Regions from separate parts of the Homo sapiens genome. Here region 1 is linked to region 2. Evidence: read pairs that join two places in POLR2A ChIA-PET (ENCODE). Cell type or tissue: MCF 10A. All regions are shown on one strand. Links, peaks and the distances in the headings refer to the core of each region. The heading gives the core; the rest is flanking DNA.

What was found. Peaks named below come from ENCODE experiments on the same cell type or tissue, not always from the same donor. Only the 100,000 strongest peaks of a DNase experiment are listed, where the experiment ranks them.
Region 1: POLR2A ChIA-PET joins it to region 2 with 5 read pairs; 4 of 35 experiments call an interaction of 5 or more read pairs at or near these places.

Annotation. Positions count from the first base shown.
Region 1 is chr16:67,774,293-67,784,040 of GRCh38, forward strand. The region is part of intron 2 of RANBP10 (RAN binding protein 10); the gene reads right to left. Among named protein-coding and RNA genes, the nearest start is that of RANBP10, 27 kb to the right of the region's middle. RefSeq lists an enhancer at 7,168-7,317. In MCF 10A, for the core only: no CTCF peak of the experiment used is centred there; a DNase peak (open chromatin) is centred at 5,559.
Region 2 is chr16:67,868,669-67,878,416 of GRCh38, forward strand. It overlaps NUTF2 (nuclear transport factor 2), which reads left to right. Exons shown (of 5, transcript NM_005796.3): 5 at 2,132-3,899. The coding sequence ends at 2,245. EDC4 (enhancer of mRNA decapping 4) reads left to right here and starts at 4,384. Exons shown (of 29, transcript NM_014329.5): 1 at 4,384-4,675; 2 at 7,277-7,433; 3 at 7,820-7,931; 4 at 8,205-8,304; 5 at 8,549-8,738; 6 at 8,841-8,988; 7 at 9,073-9,177; 8 at 9,498-9,607; 9 at 9,692-9,748. The coding sequence starts at 4,594. RefSeq lists a silencer at 4,497-4,706 and an enhancer at 4,600-5,100. In MCF 10A, for the core only: no CTCF peak of the experiment used is centred there; a DNase peak (open chromatin) is centred at 4,353.

The DNA.
Region 1 (9,748 bases), core at 2,883-7,882, 94 kb before region 2:
GGAGCACATGTGCAAACGGGGAGGTCAAAGGTCACTCAAGAAGAGTTATGCTTGGTCGCTGCAACAGGGCTCTGGTTCCACAACATTCTATGGGAATGGGGAATCACTAAAGCACCTGTGCTCAAAACACAACTTGCTTAGGCCTCCCCACAGGAGACGCCTCTCCCTTCTCCAGCAGCTAGCCCTCAACACCTTCCTACAGACTCTGCTCCACAGGTAAGATGGTGTTTATTAGTGGATGGCTCGGGAGCCTCTGTACAAACCCCTGCCTCGACTTGAGAATCTGAGTGGACTGTCTAAGGGGAGAGCAGCCAGAGGAAGCTGACACCCACATTTGGGCACCATTCCACCTCTAGGTGTCAATGACACAGGGAGCAGCCCCACAGGAGCCCAGGTTGCATATTCCAATGAGGTCACAGCTGAGTCAGGGTTCAAGGCGAATAAGCCCCCACTCTTCAAATACTGGGTGACATTAAGTCTTTTCCAAAAGCATGGTGTTTTAAAGCTACCAAAAGATGCACTCTTCTATCTTCCAGAAACTCTTCATAAACTTAAAGACTATCATCCAACCAATCTGAGAGAAACAAAGCAGACCCTGTGAATACACTAAAAAACACGAATTGTACACTTTAAATGGTGACTTGTATAGCATGTTAAATTACATGTCAATAACACTCAAGAAAGTAGGAATAAAAGGAAACTACCTTAACACAACAAAGGTCATATATGAAAAACCTGGCTGGGCACAGTGGCTCACACCTGTAATCCCAGCATCTTGGGAGGCTGAGGCGGGTGGATCACTTGAGGTCAGGAGTTCGAGACCAGCCTGGCCAACATGGTGAAACACCGTCTCTACTAAAAATACAAAAATTAGCAGGGTGTGGTGGCACACGCCTGTAATCCCAGCTACCAGGGAGCTGAAGCAGGAGAATCGCTTGAACCCTAGAGGCCGAGGTTGCAGTGAGCCAAGATCAGGCCACTGCATTCCAGTCTGGGTGACAAAGAGAGACTCCGCTTCGAAAAATAAATTTAAAAAAACCCCACAGCTAACATCATACTCAATGGTGGAAGACTGAAAGCCTTTCATCTAAGATGCCTGCTTTCACCACTTCTATTCAAGACAGTATTGGGAGTTCTAGATGATGCAATCAGACAAGAAAAAGGAATGAAAGGCATCCAAATTGGAAAGGAAAACTATCTCTGTTCACAGATGACATGTTCCCATACGTAGAAAACCTTGCCAGGTGTGGTGGCTCATGCCTGTAATCCCAGAACTTTGGGAGGCTGAAGCAGGAAGATCGCTTGAGCCCAAGAGTTCGAGACCAGCCTAGGCAACACGGCAATATCCTGTCTCTACAAAAAATTAGGTGGGCATGGTGAAGTGCACCTGTAATTCCAGCTGCTTAGAAGACTGAGGTGGGAAGATCACCTGAGCCCAGGAGATCAAGACTGCAGTAAGCAAGATTGTGCCACTGGGTGACAGAGTGAGACTCCGTCTAAAAAAAAAAAAAAAAAAAAAAACTGGAAAGAAAAGAAAGGGAAACTCTAAAGATTGCACAAAACAAAAAACTTGCCGGGCGCGGTGGCTCACACCTGTAATCCCAGCTCTTTGGGAGGCCCAGGCGAGCGGATCACAAGGTCAGGAGATCAAGACCATCCTGGCCAACACGGTGAAACCCCGTCTCTACTAAAAATACAAAAAATTAGCCAGGCATGGTGGTGGGTGCCTGTAGTCCCAGCTACTCAGGAGGCTGAGGCAGGAGAATGGCATGAACCTGGGAGGCGGAGCTTGCAGTGAGCCGAGATCACACCACTGCACTCCAGCCTGAGAGACAGAGCAAGACTCCATCTCAAAAAAAAAAAAATTAGAATTGGCCAGATGCAGGGCTGGGTGTGGTAGCTCACACCTGTAATCCCAGCACTTTGGGAGGCTGAGGTCGGCGGATCACCTGAGGTCAGGAGGTTCAAGACCAGCCTGACCAACATGGTAAAAACCAATCTCTAATAAAATACAAAAAAATTAGCCGGGTGTGGTGGAACATGGCTGTAAACCCAGCTACTTGGGAGGGTGAGGCAGGAGAATCGCTTAAACCTGGGAGACAGAGGTTGCTTTGAGCTGAGATCAGGCCACTGCACTCCAGCCCGGACAACAGACACGGACTCCATCTCAAAAAAAAAAAAAAAAAAAAAAAAAGAATTGGCCAGGTGTGGTGGCTCATGCCTGTAATCCCAGCACTTTGGGAGCTAAGACAGGCAGATCACCTGAGGTCAGGAGTTCAAGATCAGCCTGGCCAACATGGTGAAACCCTGTCTCTGTTAAAAATACAAAAATTAGCCGGGCGTGGTGGTGGGCACCTGTAATCCCAGCTACTTGGGAGGCCAAGGCAGGAGAATCACATGAACCTGGGGGCAGAAGTGGCAATAAGCTGAGATCGAGCCACTGCACTCCAGCCTGGGTGACAGAGCAAGACTTTGTCTCAAAAAAAAAAAGAAAAAGAAAAAGAAAAAAAAAAAGAACTAATAAGTTACTCTATTTCTCACTTTTCAGTTGTATTGCTACACACTTATAATGAACAATCAAAAAAAAATTGAGAAAACAATTCCATTTCCAATAGCATCAAAAGAATAAAATACTTAAGCTGGGCACGGTGGCTCACGCCTGTAATCCTAGCACTTTAGGAGGCTGAGGCAGGTGGATCACGAGGTCAGGAGTTCAAGACCAGCCTGACCAACATGGTGAAAACCCATCTCTACTAAAAATACAAAAATTAGCCGGGCGTGGTGGTGCATGCCTGTAATCCCAGCTATTCGGGAGGCTGAGGCAGGAGAATTGCAGGAACCCGGGAGGTGGAAGTTGCAGTGAGCCAATACCGCAGCATTGCACTCTAGCCTGGGGTACAAGAGCGAAACTCCGTCCCCCACCCAAAAAAAAGAAAAAAAATACTTAAAAGTAAATAAAGTAGGCTGGGCGCGGTGGCTCACGCCTATAATCCCAGCACTTTGGGAGGCTGAGGCGGGCAGATCACAAGGTCAGGAGATTGAGACCATCCTGACTAACATGGTAAAACCCCGTCTCTACTAAAAATACAAAAATTTAGCCGGGCATGGTGGCGGGGGCCTGTAGTCCCAGCTACGGGGGAGGCTGAGGCAGGAGAATGGCGTGAACCCAGGAGGCTGAGCTTGCAGTGAGCCGAGATCGCGCCACTGCACTCCAGCCTGGGCGACAAAGCGAGACTCCATCTCAAAACAAAACGAAAAAAAAAGTAAAAAAACTTAACCAAGGAGGCTAAAGACACTAAAAACTATAAAATGTTGATGAAGGAAATTACAGACACAAATAAATGGAAAGACATCCTCTGTTCACTGATTAGAAGACTCACTATTGTTAAGATGTCAATACTACCCAAAGTGATATACAGATTCAAGGCCATCCCTATCAAAATCCCAATGATGTTTTCCACAGAAATAGAAAAATCCATATGGAATCTCAAGGGACAGAAACAGTCAAAACAATCTTAAAAAGAACAAAGTTGGAGGGCTTACACTTTCTGATTTCAAAACTTACTACAAAGCTACAATAATAAATCAGTTTAAGACTCGCATAAAGACAGACCTACAGTCCAAGGAATAGAATAGAGATCCCAGAAATAAACCCTCACATGTATAGTCAACTGATTTCAACAAGGATGCTAAGACCATTAGATGGGGAAATGACAGTTTTTTCAACAAATAACGCTGGGACATCTGGATAATCACAAACAAAAGAACAAAGTTTGGCCAGGTGCGGTGGCTCACGCCTGTAATCCCAGCACTTCAGGAGGCCAAAGTGGGTGGATCACCTGAGGTCGGGAGTTCAAGACCAGCCTGACCTATGTGGAGAAACCCCGTCGCTACTAAAAATACAAAACTAGCTGGGCATAGTGGCGCATGCCTGTAATCACAGCTACTTGAGAGGCTGAAGCAGGAGAATCGCTTGAACCCAGGAGGCGGAGGTTGCAGTAAGCCAAGATCGCGCCACTGCACTCCAGCCCAGGCACCAAGAGCGAAACTCTGTCTAAAATAAAAAAAAAAAGAAGTTTTTTGCTTATATTACACCATATATAAAAATCAACTCAAAATGGATCAAAGACCTAATCATAAGAGCTAAAACTTCAACTCTCAGGAAAAGACATAGCAAGCTTCATGACATTGGATTTGGCAATAATTTCTTGGACAAAAGCACAGGCAACAAGAGAAAACATAGATAAAGTAAACTTCATCAAACTTTAAAACTTTTAGCTAGGAATGGTGATGTGCACCTGTAGTTCCAGCAATGTGGGAGGCTGAGGCAGGAGGATCGCTTGAGCCCAGGAGTTTGGGACTAGCCTGGGCGACACAGCAAAACCCCATCTCTAAAAAATGAGAGTGGCAAAGGCCTTGAGATGTTTCCCTAAAGAAGGTGTACATGTGGCCAGCAAGCACCTGAAAAGATGCTCACCATCACTATCGTTACGGAAATGCAAATCAAAACTACAGTGAGGGCAGGCACAGTGGCTCATGCCTATAATCCTAGCACTTTGGGAGGCCGAGGCAGATGGACTGCTTGAGCTCAGGAGTTCAAGACCAGCCTGAGCAACATGGCAAAACCCCATCTCTACAAAAAATATAAAAATCAGCTGGGCGTGGTGGTGCTTTTCTGTAGTCTCAGCTACTTGAGAGGCTGAGATGGGAGCACAGCTTGAGGCCCAGGAAGTTGAGGCTGCAGTGCCTCCCGCCATTGCACTCCAGAGCCTGGGTGACAAAGTGAGACACTGTCTCAAAATAAAAATAAAATAAAAATAGTCTGGGCGCAGTGGCTCATGCCTGTAATCCCAGCACTTTGGGAGGCCAAGGAGGGCTGATTGTTTGAGACCAGGAGTTCGAGATCAGCCTGGGCAAAATGGTGAAACCCTGTTTCCACCAAAAATACAAAAATTAACCAGACATGGTAGTGCACACCTGTAGTCCCAGCTACTCAGGAGGCTGAGGTGGGAGGATGGCTTGAGCCTGGGGTGGGTGGAGGTTGCAGTGAGCCGAGATGGCACTACTGCACTCCAGCCTGGGTGACAGAGCCAGACCTTGTCTCAAAGAAAAAAAAAAAAAAACACAGCGAGATACCACTTTGTACCCTTTGAGCTGCCAAGAATGAGACAAAAATAAATAAGGAAAGGGCATAACAAAAACCTCAAACTCATTCTCCTGTACACATACTGCAGTATCTTTGCATCTATGGAACAGGAAGAATCCCCATAGGAGGCCACTGACACTACCCTTCCTCTATTGATCTCTGCAGGCACCTGAATATGGCTGAGTTATTAGGAGCTCTTGGGTCCTTGCTAACGTTGAGTAATTCAGTAAAAACAGGTGTGATAAATTTCTTTTCATAGAGGTTCTTCCAGTCATTCATGTCATCAACAAAAATGCCCTGTACCCAGTATGATGCTGGGGACATAAGGGTGGGGGCCTGGGCTCAATCCTTGCCCTCCAACAGTTCTAATGTCAAGTCAGGGCAAGCCAGAGAGTCAAGGTGTGCTGACTCAAAATGGGGAATTCCCTCAGGAAGTGAAGGCTGAGCCAAGGCCTGGTAAAGTAAATGACAGGAGAAAGAGGATCATGGTCCACTCAAAAACAGCAGAATGTGGGCCAGGCACGGTGGCTCACGCCAGTAATCCCAGCACTTTGGGAGGCCAAGGCAGGTGGATCACGAGGTCAAGAGATCCAGACTATCCTGGCCAACATAGTGAAACCCCATCTCTACTAAAAATAAAAAAATTAGCCGGGCGTGGTGGCGGGTGCCTGTAGTCCCAGCTACTCGTGAGGCTGAGGCAGGACAATCACTTGAACCCGGGAGGCGGAGAATGCAGTGAGCCGAGATTGCGCCATTGCACTCCAGCCTGGCAACAAAGCTAGACTCCGTCTCAAAAAACAAACAAACAAACAAAAAAACACAGCAGAATGTGAAAAGGCATAGAGGCAAGAAAGCAGCCACGTGGTTGGGGAACTAAGAGAAGTTTAGTATGACTGGGTTACAGTCTGGGCAGACCTAGAAAGACAGACAGCTGGATCTGGAAATGGGCTGTGCATGCACAGCCTGCATGCTAGCTTAAGGAGTCTGAACTTCATGAGAGGTAAATGGGAAGCCACAGAAGGGGCTAAGCTGGGGATGGTGGCTTCAGCCTATAATCCCAGCTACTTGGGAGGCCAAGGCGGGAAGATCATTGGAAGCCAGGAGTGCAAGACCAGCCTAGACAACATAACAAGACCACCTCTGTCTCTAAAAAAAAGAAAGGGTACAGCTGATCAAACAGCTGATATTTGAAAAATGGATTGAAGAACCAAAACTGGACACTTCCAGAGTCATTCCCATGGAAGATGACAAGGGTGGGACAGGAGCAGTGGGATGATGTGGAGACAGGCAAGTGCTCTTTAGAACACAGTTAATTTATTGGGTGGGGGAGGAGCTAGAGAAGCCCAAGACACTGCCCAGCACAACCAGGCACCAAGGAAAGGTCAATTCTCTGAGACCCACTTGGAAATACTGGAGCCAAAGTGCTCAGTCAGAGTTAGCAGCAGCCATTCTCCAGCTGTGCTCTCTAGCCCTGGCATTGATGCCACGCACACACATCTCAGAACACAGCTCCAAGGAGCAAACACAGTTTACAATCCTAGACTCCAATCTCACCTCTGCCACTGAGTTCAACACATGCCCACTGGCATGTCCCATGTGCTCTCAGAGCCTGCTTTATCAGCTATTACCTTGAGGCTGGAGAGCCCCCAAAGCAGCCATTCAACAGGATCAGACAAACGAGCACCTGAGCGCAGTGCCGGAGGCTGAAGGTGGATGATGGGACAACCCCACTTTGTCCATTCATTCATACACTGGAGGATCTTCCAGCATCAGGATCTGGTAAGGAAATGAGGCCATTCTGGAAGGCCTGGATCTCAGGACATCTAAAACAAACACCTGTTTACTTGAGATTACCAAGGAGAAAGGAGGTGAATATTTGCTTCCTTGTTGGTAATGGGCCAGGCTATGCTAGAAACACTCACAGATACAACCTGCCTGGGTCAGCCTGGGAGGGAGGGCGGCAACAAGGGCTTTTACTCCCGGAGCAGGTGACTAGAATAGATAGAGCAGCTTAGCTCCCAACACTTCTCTACCAGGGCCTTCTTTTCTAACTGCAGGATATATTTCAGGAGCTGGGGAGAGGGAATTATTTACGCTATGACACAGGTGAAAGTAAGGTAAAGCCATCTGATTTACTCCTTTCTTCTATATGGCAGCAAAGTGGAGAAGAAATATCATGCCAGAGAGGTGAGACAGGAAGCACAGAGAGGCAACAGACAAGCTCTTCGTGGCAGTGAGGCCATGAGTAGGCCTGTAACTTCTCAGTTCCTACCGTTGCCTGCCAAAACCACAATGCAAGGTGGAGATACGAGAACAGCTATTCTGCCCTATCTAGCTCAAGAGAGAAGAGGGCAGCAAATAGGCACTGCTTGGGACAAGTGGAGTCGAGATCCACCAGAACACAAGATAGAGAAGAAGCAACCGCACCTGGAAGCAGGCAGCAAAGGCCCACAGGTGTCCACACTCACAAATCCACCCAGAAGCTCCCACTATCCACTGCAACTGGCAGGGGGTCCATGCTGCCACCCGAGCAAGGGGGTCCACCCAGCCCTGCCACCCGAGCTCAAGTCTGCTGAAACCCTGCAGTCATGTGGAGAGCTGCAAGCACAGTCCAGTCCTCTTGGATTCCTTTTTCTCTTTGCTTTTCCAGATTTTCTACAACTAACACAAATTACTTTTTACAATTTTTAAATTTTAATTTCTATTTTTAGTTTTTATTTGAGACAGGGTCTCACTCTGTCTCCCAAGCTGGAGTGCAATGGTGAGACCTTGCTCACTGCAACCTCTGCCTCCCAGGCTCAAGCCATCCTCCCACATCAGCCCCCTGAATAGCTGGGACCATAGGTGAGTGCCACCACACCTGGGTAGTTTAGAGATGGGGATTTGCCCTGTTGCCTAGGCTAGTCTTGAACCCCTGAGCTCAAGCGATCAGCCTGCCTTGGCCTCCCAAAATGCTTGGATTACAAGTGTGAGCCACCGTACCCAGCCAATTATTTTATTTTATATTTTATTTTATTTTATTATTTTTTTAGAGACGAAGTCTTGCTCTGTCACCCAGGCTGGAGTGCAGTGCCGCGATCTTGGCTCACTGCAACCTCTGCCTCCCAGGTTCAGGCAATTCTCCTGCATCAACTTCCCAAGTAGCTGGGACTACAAGGCGTGCGCTACCACACCCAGCTAATTTTTGTATTTTTCAGTAGAGATGGGGTTTCACTATATGTTGGCCAGGCTGGTCAACTCCTGACCTCATGTAATCCGCCCAGCTCGGCTTCCCAAAGTGCTGGGATTACAGGCATAAGCCACCGTGCTGGGCCAAAAATCACTTTTAAGAGCCATCTCTTAAAAGCCACTTTTAAGAGCCATCTCTTAAAAGCCACTTTTAAGAGCCATCTCTTAAAAGCCACTTTTAAGAGCCATCTCTTAAAAGCCACTTTTAAGAGCCATCTCTTAAAAGCCACTTTTAAGAGTAATGGCTACATACTGCAGAGGTTTTTGGCTCTCACTCATCAGACTCTCTCTGGATCACCCCAGGACATTTCAGTGATGGGGGACACATTAGGGAACGTGGCTTTCACAGTCAGCTCCTTGGTCCACCTAGCACCCCGAGTCTTGACAGAAGGGCAGAGGCTGCATCACAACAGTACAGCTTCAGAAACAGTCAAAATCCTTGCTGAGCAGAGGCCCTGAGGTTCCGGCTCACATGGCACCTAGTATGTCCCAAGCTGGGCACAGAGCACACACGCAGGAGACCCTGCTGCAGTGAGACAGATTTGGCACAGCTCCAACTGACTAGAGTTTCTTCTGCGACCCAGGCAGGCCTGGTGGTGGACAGAGGACAGAACTTTAGAAACCAGGGCCACCTGACTCTCACACCTCCCAGATATGTACAAGGCCACGGGAAGGAGACGACCCCTTTACTGTACTCTACCACCCAGTCCTGATAACAAGTTTGAGAACCCTGCACAGAGAACCCCTTTGGCAACAAGTCTGACTTCCCCTCCTGCCTCCTGAAGAGTTCTGAGGTGACAAGAACACTTCACAGCAGGGCTCCAAACACAACACCCTTGACTCTAAAAGGCTGGTCTCAGACACTCCAGCCTAATTCAAGACTATGGGTCTTAGATTTCAACCCACATATCAGGTTCCTTATTAGAGGAGGAAAGGTTAAACCAAAGGCTCCTAAGCTCCTTCCCAGCTTTGACCTAGACTTCAATTCTTCACAGAAAAATGTCTGTGCACATTGTAAATGTGCAGTGCCCAGATGCAAACCCAAGATGAGGAAGACCCTGGAACAGCAATCAAAAAGCCACTAAGAAGACATCAGGCTGAGTGCGGTGGCTCACGCCTATAATCCCAGCACTTTGGGAGGCCAAGGCAGGTGGATCACAAGGTCAGGAGTTCAAGACCAGCCTAGCCAAGATGGTAAAACCCCATCTCTACTAAAAATACAAAAAAATTAGCCGGGCGTGCTGACGGGTGTCTATAATCCCAGCTACTCGGGAGACTGAGGCAGAGAAGTGTTTGAACCTGGAAGGTGGAGGTTGCAGTGAGCCAAGATGGCGCCACTGCACTCCAGCCTGAGTGACAGAGAGAGAGACTCCG
Region 2 (9,748 bases), core at 2,147-7,146:
TGTGGATGTGACCTGCTTATCTAGGGACACCCAGACAAAGTGACTGTCTAGAGCTGCGTAGTTCAGTATGCTAGCCATTAGCCACATGTAGGTGGCAATTTTTAAGTTATATTAATTAAGATTAAATAAAATGTACTTCTTCGGTTGTACTAGCCATATAGAACATTTTTGTGACTGTAGAAAGTCCTATTGGCAGACACTGGTCTAGAGCCTTTATCTGGAAAAGGGAGAAGTATAGGAGTAGGATGGGACTGGGGTGCCAAGCCACTAGGCTCCCACTCTGCCCTAAGGTCAAGGTGGACAGGCTAGCTGGGTGCGGAGAGGCAGTCCACTCCTGCAGCCCTTGCTACCACTCCTCAGGCTGGCTGCTGGCTCCTTGCCTGCTGAGCAAAGCAGATTCCTGGAACTCCTATTTCTTTTTTTTTTTTTTTTTGAGACGGAGTCTCACTCTTGTTGCTTAGGCTGGAATGCAGTGGCACAATCTCAGCTCACTACACTTCTGCCTTCCGAGTTCAAGCAATTCTCCAGCCTCAGCTTCCCAAGTAGCTGGGATTACAGCTGCCCGCCACCACACCCAGATAATTTTTTGTATTTTTAGTAGAGACAGGGTTTCACTATGTTGGCCAGGCTGGTCTTGAACTCCTGACCTCAGGTGATCCACCTGCCTCGGCCTCCCAAAGTGCTGGGATTATAGGCGTGAGCCACCTATTTCTCTTTGCATTTTCCTTCCTCCTTCTCAAGACCTATTATTCTCAGAGACTTCCTGTGGTCCCTCAGACCCCCCAAGAACTCTCCAAGGACCTGTTGTGCTTCAGCATATTAAAGTCAGATTCTGGGCTGGGCGCGGTGGCTCACGCCTGTAATCCCAGCACTTTGGGAGGCCGAGGCAGGCAGATTACCTGAGGTCAGGAGTTTGAGACCAGCCTGACCAACATGGAGAAACCCTGTCTCTACTAAAAATACAAAATTAGCCAGGCATGGTGGCACATGCCTGTAATCCCATCTACACGGGAGGCTGCGGCAGGAGAATCGCTTGAACCTGGGAGGCAGAGGTTGCGGTGAGCTGAGATTGCACCATTGCACTCTAGCCTGGGCAACAAGAGTGAAACTCTGTCTCTAAATAAATAAATAAAGCCAGATTCTGTTTACAAAAACACCCTTCTTCCCAAAAATAGCAGGACAAATTGGCTGCCCCTCGGCCTGGGCTTGTGTCTTACAATAACATGGTCACATGCTCTCTTTCTCTAGGCTAGCCGGGACAGGGCTTCCTGAGTCCAGAGTGGGTGTGTAGGTGGTCCTGTGGGCCTCTGCAGTGGACGCAGAGGCACCTGCTTTCTGGCCTGGACTTTCCTGTCAGTTTCTCCTGCCTGTTCAGGATGTCCTGCTCAGTGCCTGTGCCTGAAGAGGCACAGAATTCAGGAGGTCTCTGTAGGGAGCTCATTGTTCACTTTCTCAGGCAAAGGTAGTAAACACTGCTGCTTCCCACCGGCTTCAGGTTCTTCCTGGTGATTCTGTCCAATTTGGAGCTCCCAAACAACTGATTTGCCTCCTTGATGACGATAATTCCCAGAAAGCAGGTGATGTTAGAGACAGTGCTGGTTAGCTAGGCTCCTATTTCAACTAGGTCTCATCCTAGTTTTCTGCAGTTTGGCTGCAGGTTTCTTGCCCTTTTTTTTCATCTCAAATACTGTTTATTACATGACAGGAAACATCATTGGATAGTGAACCTATGTTTTCAAGATTGTTTGCAGTTTTTTTGATACTCTATAAGTTACTTGGTAAATACTATGGGATTCGTTTCAAAATTGTGATCACTTGTGTCTGGAGATATGTGCTTGGAGGCAGGTACATCCTCTGCTCTTTTGCTGTAGCTAAGGGTGAATTATTGTGCAGTTTAAGCACACATAGCACACATAGGCGTGGCTGATTGTTGGCCTACATGTGCCCAGGGCATTGTTTCATACATTACATCAATTCACATTCACAAGTACCCCTTGGCTACACTGGGATTTGAGTTCAGGACAGTAGGGCCTGATCCTAAAGTCAACATTTTTTTGCCCTCTTCTCCTACCACTGAATTCCCTTCCTGTTTCTTGATCCCCTTACTGAATCCTCTTTTCTCTCCTCATAGGCGGATGAAGACCCCATCATGGGGTTCCACCAGATGTTCCTATTAAAGAACATCAACGATGCTTGGGTTTGCACCAATGACATGTTCAGGCTCGCCCTGCACAACTTTGGCTGACCTCCTCTCAGCTAGGCACTCACGCTGTTTCCTCCTCCCTCCTCTTCCCAATACTATTCCCACTCCTCCAGATGCTCCAAATATCATGCACAAATGAGCAGGGCCGCGGTGGGAGTGGGCGCAGTGCGCTGCTGCCACTGAGGTGTTGTGCATGATGTTTGGATGCTAGACTAGTTGCATCTGACGGGAGAAGTTTGTGTTGTACCAGCGCATGCCTTGGAAAGACTTAAGTAATGCAAAAGGTTGTCCTTTTTTTTTTTTTTTTTTTTTTAATCTACTGACAAGTTGCTCTAGTAACCCAAAGAAGTGAAGGAGAAAGCAGCTGCCTCACCGCCCAGACATTGATTTGTTCAGATGTTTCAATGCCTCATGATACAATAAAACCACAAAAATTTTCTTAACAGTTTAAATTGTTTTAATTAGTTTACTAGTTGGCTGGGCATCAGAAGCTACCCAGACCCGTTGTCTCTCTCATGTTTCACCCTCCCACTTCTGCCCCAACTCTGAATACCTGTTGCAGGGAGAAACTGCTGAAGCAGCACTCCCAGCTAGCCTCTCAGAAGCCGTGTAGGGCAGTTCTCTCCCACTCCACAGGGCGACTGGTCTTTGGAAAGCAGGCAGGAAGAGCTCAGGTCTGGCCTGAAGCTTCTCTCACTGAAGCCTGTGCAGTCAGTTCTGATACCTCCTGTGACTTCTGCTCTGGGTAGGTTCAGGGCCCTAGTAGCAGGAGAGATGATCCTGAATCCTGTTGAAGCTGGAGAGGCCTTGGCAAAATGGCTCATCACGTTCAGGCCCTCCGGGCTGAGTTGTCAGCAGTATCAAGGGAGGGGCCTGCTCTATCCCCAGAAGGATCAGGATCATATCCAGGATGCCCCACATACACCAAGCCAGGCAGAGGGCAGCTCAGCTCCTGTCCCATCTGCTTTGGATATCTTTACCCAAAGGCAGGTAACCCGAAGAGCCAGCCTCCACTGCCCACAGAGCCAGGCCCAGTTGTGTTGGAGTATAGGTCAGGAGCTGTGGAAGGAGGCAGTCTGTGAGGGACTCATGCTTTAGGAGTCCTCACCCCTCAGACTGCTGCAGGACATTGCCAGGCCTCTCTCCACTTCCTTCCTCAGCATACAGACTTCATGCTATCTTCCAATTCCGGGGAGTCTTAGCTATTAGGGCAGTTTCTGCTTCTCCATTTTGGGGACAAAGGCCTTGCCCAGTACAAATCTAGCCCCTTGTCCCACAGACTTCTGGATGGTATAAACCTAGTGGCAATGTAGCAACCATAGGCTAGAACCAAACCCAAGATTTGGGTCAGTGCCCTGTTAAGGGTTTTAGGATTGGTAAGGACACCACAGCTAAATCTGACATGTAAAAGGATACCCTTCCCCTGTCCCACTACGGGTGGAGGCTAAGGACCTCCTCAGATCCCACAGATTGCCTGGTGACATTGGGCACAGGGCTGGATGGTGTGCTGTTTGAGAGGACAGCATGCTCAGGAGATTTCAGTGGGAATGATCTCTAGGCTGATGTGTATTTGGGGAAGTGGGGGTGGGGAAGAGGTAGGTGCCTGCTGCCTCAAACCACCTTGTGTAAAATCTGCAATACGGCTTCTTCCATGTACCTGTGCCTGAACTGTCTGCAATAAAGAAGAATTTGTAAACTGTGGTTTCTTTCTTCCAACCTGAGGGTGCCAGGTGGGACAAGGGGATGCTGGGGGACAGTAGGGAACAATGACTGGTCATTGTAGTGGGATCATCTCCCCTGCTCTTGCAATTCCTGAGTTTTATGACCTCGAGGGTAGCCTCAGGCCTTGAGTTATTCCGACCCATTCCCAAAGGGAACCTGAGGCACCTGCCAATTCAGCATATTCTGGGGGTCTGAGGGACCTTAGCATGGGCGGCTAAGTTGACCCCGTCCCAGGACCATCGGAGTCCATGCTCTGGGAGTGGGCAGGGACCTGGCGCCTTCTGAGTCGAGTAGGGCTTTAGGTGGCCCAGTGCGTGGACGCTTACTTCAGCCCCGTGGGACTTTCCTGACCTCGCGGACACAGGGGCGGGGCCGCCGAGGGGGACTGGCTGCGGGAGGGGTTTAGGCTTCCGCCCCCAGCCCGGAACCTTTCTTCTCCGGCCCTGGCAGGTTCCGGGAGCCTCGGCTCGTGGGTGCCGGAAGTGGAGGCGGTTGGTGGGGTTGGCGGGGCTCAGCGACGCTGCGCGGGTGGCGGTTTGCGAACTGCGGGTGGACTGTGTAGTGACCGGCGTCCCGCTGTCTCGCCCCGTGGCGGGTGAGCGAGGGTGCGTGGTGCGCGGCGGCGGCGGAACGAACGCGGTGCGGGCGGGGCGCCCGCCGCAGGGCCCATGGCCTCCTGCGCGAGCATCGACATCGAGGACGCCACGCAGCACCTGCGGGACATCCTCAAGCTGGACCGGCCCGCGGGCGGTGAGCGGGGGTTGCGGGGGTGGGCCCCAGGCGAGCTGACAAAAGGGCGGCGCGCGTCTGAACCGCCATTGGGGCCCACAGCTCCCTTAGGACTAGCTCTGGATCCTCCCGGCGGGTAAGGGTGGACGGGGATTGACTGTGCCCCTCGAAGGGCGCAGACCCCTGGGTGTGACCCCTCCCTATCTTGTCCTCAGGCTGTTCTGCCTTGTCCTTCAGCGTCTCGGTTGAAGGTGAGGCGCCTTCTCTGAATCCGCTGGGGCCCTCTGGTTTCCTGGCCCCGAGGTCTCTAGTGTTCCTGGGACTGGCCTAGCTCCTCTTCCCTTTCTCCATGGTTCAGAGGCCTGGTCTGGGCTCCGTATATGGAATTCTGGGCCCAGGCTTAAGCGCGATGCTGAAGAGCTGCCGGTCCCCCTCCATAACTTGCCCTTCTCTCTGGAATAAAGACTCCAGGCCTCCCGTTCTGAAACTGATTTCCAGGAGGAAGGTGTCCAGTCTCAATTCCGTGTTCTTTCTGGGATGAAGGCAAATCACAGACCGCACCACCCTGACTGAATTATGCTACAAATATCTGCAAGCCCTAATTGGTTCCCATTCATTCATATTTCGCTTTGGCTCTTAATGATACCTCAGAACTAGTCTTGCCCCCAAAGATTCCCCAAGACACAGCTAACAGGGTTGTAATATACTGTTGTCATTGAAAGAAAGGAGTGTCTCGATACTGTGATGGGCGTGGGAAGGGTGGAGGCTGGTGAGTGCAGAGTGCAGGTCTGAGAGGGGAGACTGGGCTAGGTCTTGTAATGTGAACAGGGGCTTGGGTGTCAGGAAAGGCACCCAAGGCACCTATGGAGAAGCCACCTATTAGGAAGAGGAAATAGCACGTGTGCAGGCACTAGTTTACTGACAGGTTTAGGGATCTCTGAAGTGGCCGGTGATGATGGTGTGGGCGTACAGTGGAGAATTGTGTTTCCTCAGATCTTGTTCTTACACCTGCTGGGAGGCCCAGACTGGCTGCTTCTGGAAGCAGGCACTGGTGCTCACTAGGGGTGGATTCAACTAACCCCTACTTTCAGAAAATCCATCTGCTGCCTGAGACCACTCGGCCCTTTGTCCCAGGCCTGGAGTGTGTGCCCTCTTTACTCATGAGTTGGGCGTGGACCTCTCCTGCTGCTCAGCTGCTTTGTAGACTAGACTCCGCAGAGATTTGGTAGAGCCTGGCATGGCCAACCATGTACAGCCTGAGCCTGCTTTTTGGTTGTCCTCATGGTACCCTTCATGGAAGGGAGAGTTGTCAGCTTGTCCCTGAGCAGCTAAAGTGGCTCTGATCTGAATGAAGTGGCCTGGAGGCTTTCCTTATAACTACTTTGTTTATTGATTGGCACTTGATTCCCTTGTTTGCCAAGCAGCTCTTTCTTGTCTCCTCTCACTGGACGACCAGGTCAGAACTCAGACTATTGAGGACTGGGCGCGGTGGCTCACACCTGTAATCCCAGCACTTTGGGAGGCCGAGGTGGGTGGATTGCTTGAGGCCAGGAGTTCGAGACCAGCCTGGCCAACATGGTTTCTTAACATGGTGAAACCTTATCTCTACTAAAAATATAAAAATTAGGTGAGCTGTAATCCCAGCTACTTGGGAGGCTGATGCAGGAGAATCCCTTGAACCCAGGGGGTAGAGGTTGCCATGAGCCGAGATCGCGCCAAAATAATTCAAAGACTGTTGTGACTGGAAACTTGCTATGTTCTGAATGTGGAGCCCTAGGCTCCTTGCCACCTGGGGATTTTGGAAATGGTGTCTGAGCCTATGAGAGTGTTTGAAACCCAGCCAGTTGCAAAGAACTGAAATGCTGTCTTTCCTTACTCCACACGCTGCCCCATAGTTTCTCTCCTTTTGGTCCAGCTCCTTTATGTCCCTGCCTTCTGTGTTTACTTGCCCAAGATAGCTTCTTCTGAGCCATTTCTGTGTGGGGCAGCCCCTTCCACATCTTACCAGTGCCCTTCCATGCCTTAGGAGCCCATCTTCTCTCCAAACTCTGACACTACATTGGTCTAGGCCTTGATCTCTCTCACCCAGATTCTCAACCATTCTGCATGCTATCTTAGAGTAATCTTCCCACTGGCCAGAACTGACCACATCACCTTCCCTTTTGAAACTCTTTATGGTTCTCATGGCCCACAGGGAGAGTCTAAGTGCCACGGCATCATACCTGATGCCTCTGTAGCTTTGTTTTCACTCCATCCTTCCTGTGTTTGTGTGTTCTGGTCACACTAACTGCTGTATAAAGTCTTTCCTGACCCCTCCTATGCCCTCACTCAGTCCACAGAGTTCTTCTGTAGTGACCCAGACCTGAGTATTCACTGCCCTCAAAGGGTCCTTGATGGCTTGTACCCCTCCCCCAGGTAGAAGAGCCTCATGCTCATCCTTGGTCCTGCCTACATCAGTGTTTATGGAACGAGAGATGAACACAGGGCCCTCCTCCTCATGGACATGCTTTGCTCAGTTGAGTGTTCCTAGAGCACCTCATAGTTCTTGAAGGAAACTCTGAAAGGGGAGAGGCTTGTGGGCAGGTCGAGCAACCTTATCAGAATGACCCTCTTTGTCCCCAGGCCCCAGTGCAGAGAGCCCACGGCCATCCAGTGCCTACAATGGGGACCTCAATGGACTTCTGGTCCCAGACCCGCTCTGCTCAGGTGATAGTACCTCAGCAAACAAGACTGGTCTTCGGACCATGCCACCCATTAACCTGCAAGAGAAGCAGGTCATGTGAGTACCTAGGAGACGACAATAGTGGTGATGGTGTATTTGGGGTGTCTGCTAGCTGAAGGCATGAGATGGGGAGTGAGCGGGGCCAGCAGCCTCTGCTGCTTCCTCTCTAGATGACCTGGGGTGGAGCTTGAGCTTGCACTAGGATGAGAGGCAAGGACAAGCTCAGGGGTTTGGCCTGGATACCTGGTTTAGAATGAAAGTAGGCTCATTCCCAAGGAAGGAGATGAGCAAGCAGAGCTGTGGGTCTGGGGCCAGTGGACCAGGCGAAGCTGACATTGGACTAGATACCTTCCCCAGTCTGGCTATGTCCTCGCTTCCTCCCAACCCTGCCCGCTGAGCCTTTGGGTGAACAAGAGGCAAAGTTTTTGCACTCTTCCCCACAGCTGTCTCTCAGGAGATGATAGCTCCACCTGCATTGGGATTTTGGCCAAGGAGGTGGAGATTGTGGCTAGCAGTGACTCTAGCATTTCAAGCAAGGCCCGGGGAAGCAACAAGGTAGGTACTGGGATGCTGTGGCATATATAATGTACGGGGGCACACCCAGCCTTTCCAGTCTCCCTCATGCTGCCAGTTCCTATGGGGACCACCTTGACACTTTCCCAGTTTCAGGAAGCCAGGGCTGGGTGCCAAGCCTCTGTGGGAGTCTGGCTCCAGGAGGTAACAGTGGGTAGCTGGACTTGCATCTGTGTCCTCTCCCATCCCCAGGGATGTTGGGGGCCACCTAGGCTCTGGGGAAGTTCCATGACTTTTCTCACCCTGGGTTCTCAGGTGAAAATTCAGCCTGTCGCCAAGTATGACTGGGAACAGAAGTACTACTATGGCAACCTGATTGCTGTGTCTAACTCCTTCTTGGCCTATGCCATTCGGGGTGAGTAAAGACAGTGAGGAGGAAGGAATGTTCTGCTGGATGTCCCACAGAGCCAGTTCCAACATCAGGCCACTCAGGCCTTAGGGGTACAATGGAAGGTTTGTCCATGCTGCCTCTTGGGGAGCTGGGTGGGAAAACCAAGCTTGAGACTCTGGTGGTGGCAGGGAGACAGGTGGGGCAGCGCTTCTCTGCTACTGCCTGAGCCTGGATACGTATTCATGGTCCACTGCTCTCCTGATTCCAGCTGCCAACAATGGCTCTGCCATGGTGCGGGTGATCAGCGTCAGCACTTCGGAGCGGACCTTGCTCAAGGGCTTCACAGGCAGTGTGGCTGATCTGGCTTTCGCGCACCTCAACTCTCCACAGCTGGCCTGCCTGGATGAGGCAGGCAACCTGTTCGTGTGGCGCTTGGCTCTGGTTAATGGCAAAATTCAGTATCCATTCCTTCCTGTGGGTGGTGGGACTGAAGAAGGGTGGGCGGAGCTGGGGTGTCACGCCTCTTCATTCATCTATCTAGCCCTTAACACCCTGCTCAGAGAAGAGATCTTGGTCCATATTCGGCAGCCAGAGGGCACGCCACTGAACCACTTTCGCAGGATCATCTGGTGCCCCTTCATCCCTGAGGAGAGCGAAGACTGCTGTGAGGAGAGCAGCCCAACAGTGGCCCTGCTGCATGAAGACCGGGTGAGGGGGCTGACATGGCGAAGAGGCGCCAGAGAAGCCATAGTGTGGGGTTGGGCTGCACACTCACCTCCCTGTGCCTTCCAGGCTGAGGTGTGGGACCTGGACATGCTCCGCTCCAGCCACAGTACCTGGCCTGTGGATGTTAGCCAGATCAAGCAGGGCTTCATTGTGGTAAAAGGTCATAGCACGGTAAGCCTGTGACTGCCTGCCTCCCCTGCCCTCCCCACTTCCTCATATCCATCTTCTGTTCCCTATATCCACAGCTGCCCGGGCAGCTTTACTAGCATTCTGCCCGTGGGGACTCTGAGCTCAAATTGGCCCTCACCTGTGCAGCTTTCTCCTTATCTAGCAGCACCCTGCAGGTCTGGCCTTCTCTAGGAACCCTGTTCATTTAGTCAGTCACACAAGCATGCCAGTCCCACCGTGAGTCAGCCCAGCTCATTGCCATCCTCACTTGGGAGGGGCTTGTTCTCACCTCTAGTCAGCAAAGCTTTTTGGGTTCTTTCTAGTGCCTCAGTGAAGGAGCCCTCTCTCCTGATGGGACTGTGCTGGCTACTGCGAGCCACGATGGCTATGTCAAGTTCTGGCAGATCTACATTGAGGGGCAAGATGAGCCAAGGTAAGGCAGGGCCTCAGGGACCAGGATCCTCCCGAGGTAGCCCACCCGACCACTCACTCAGGCCCCTCATCTGCCTACCTGCAGGTGTCTGCACGAGTGGAAACCTCATGATGGGCGGCCCCTCTCCTGCCTCCTGTTCTG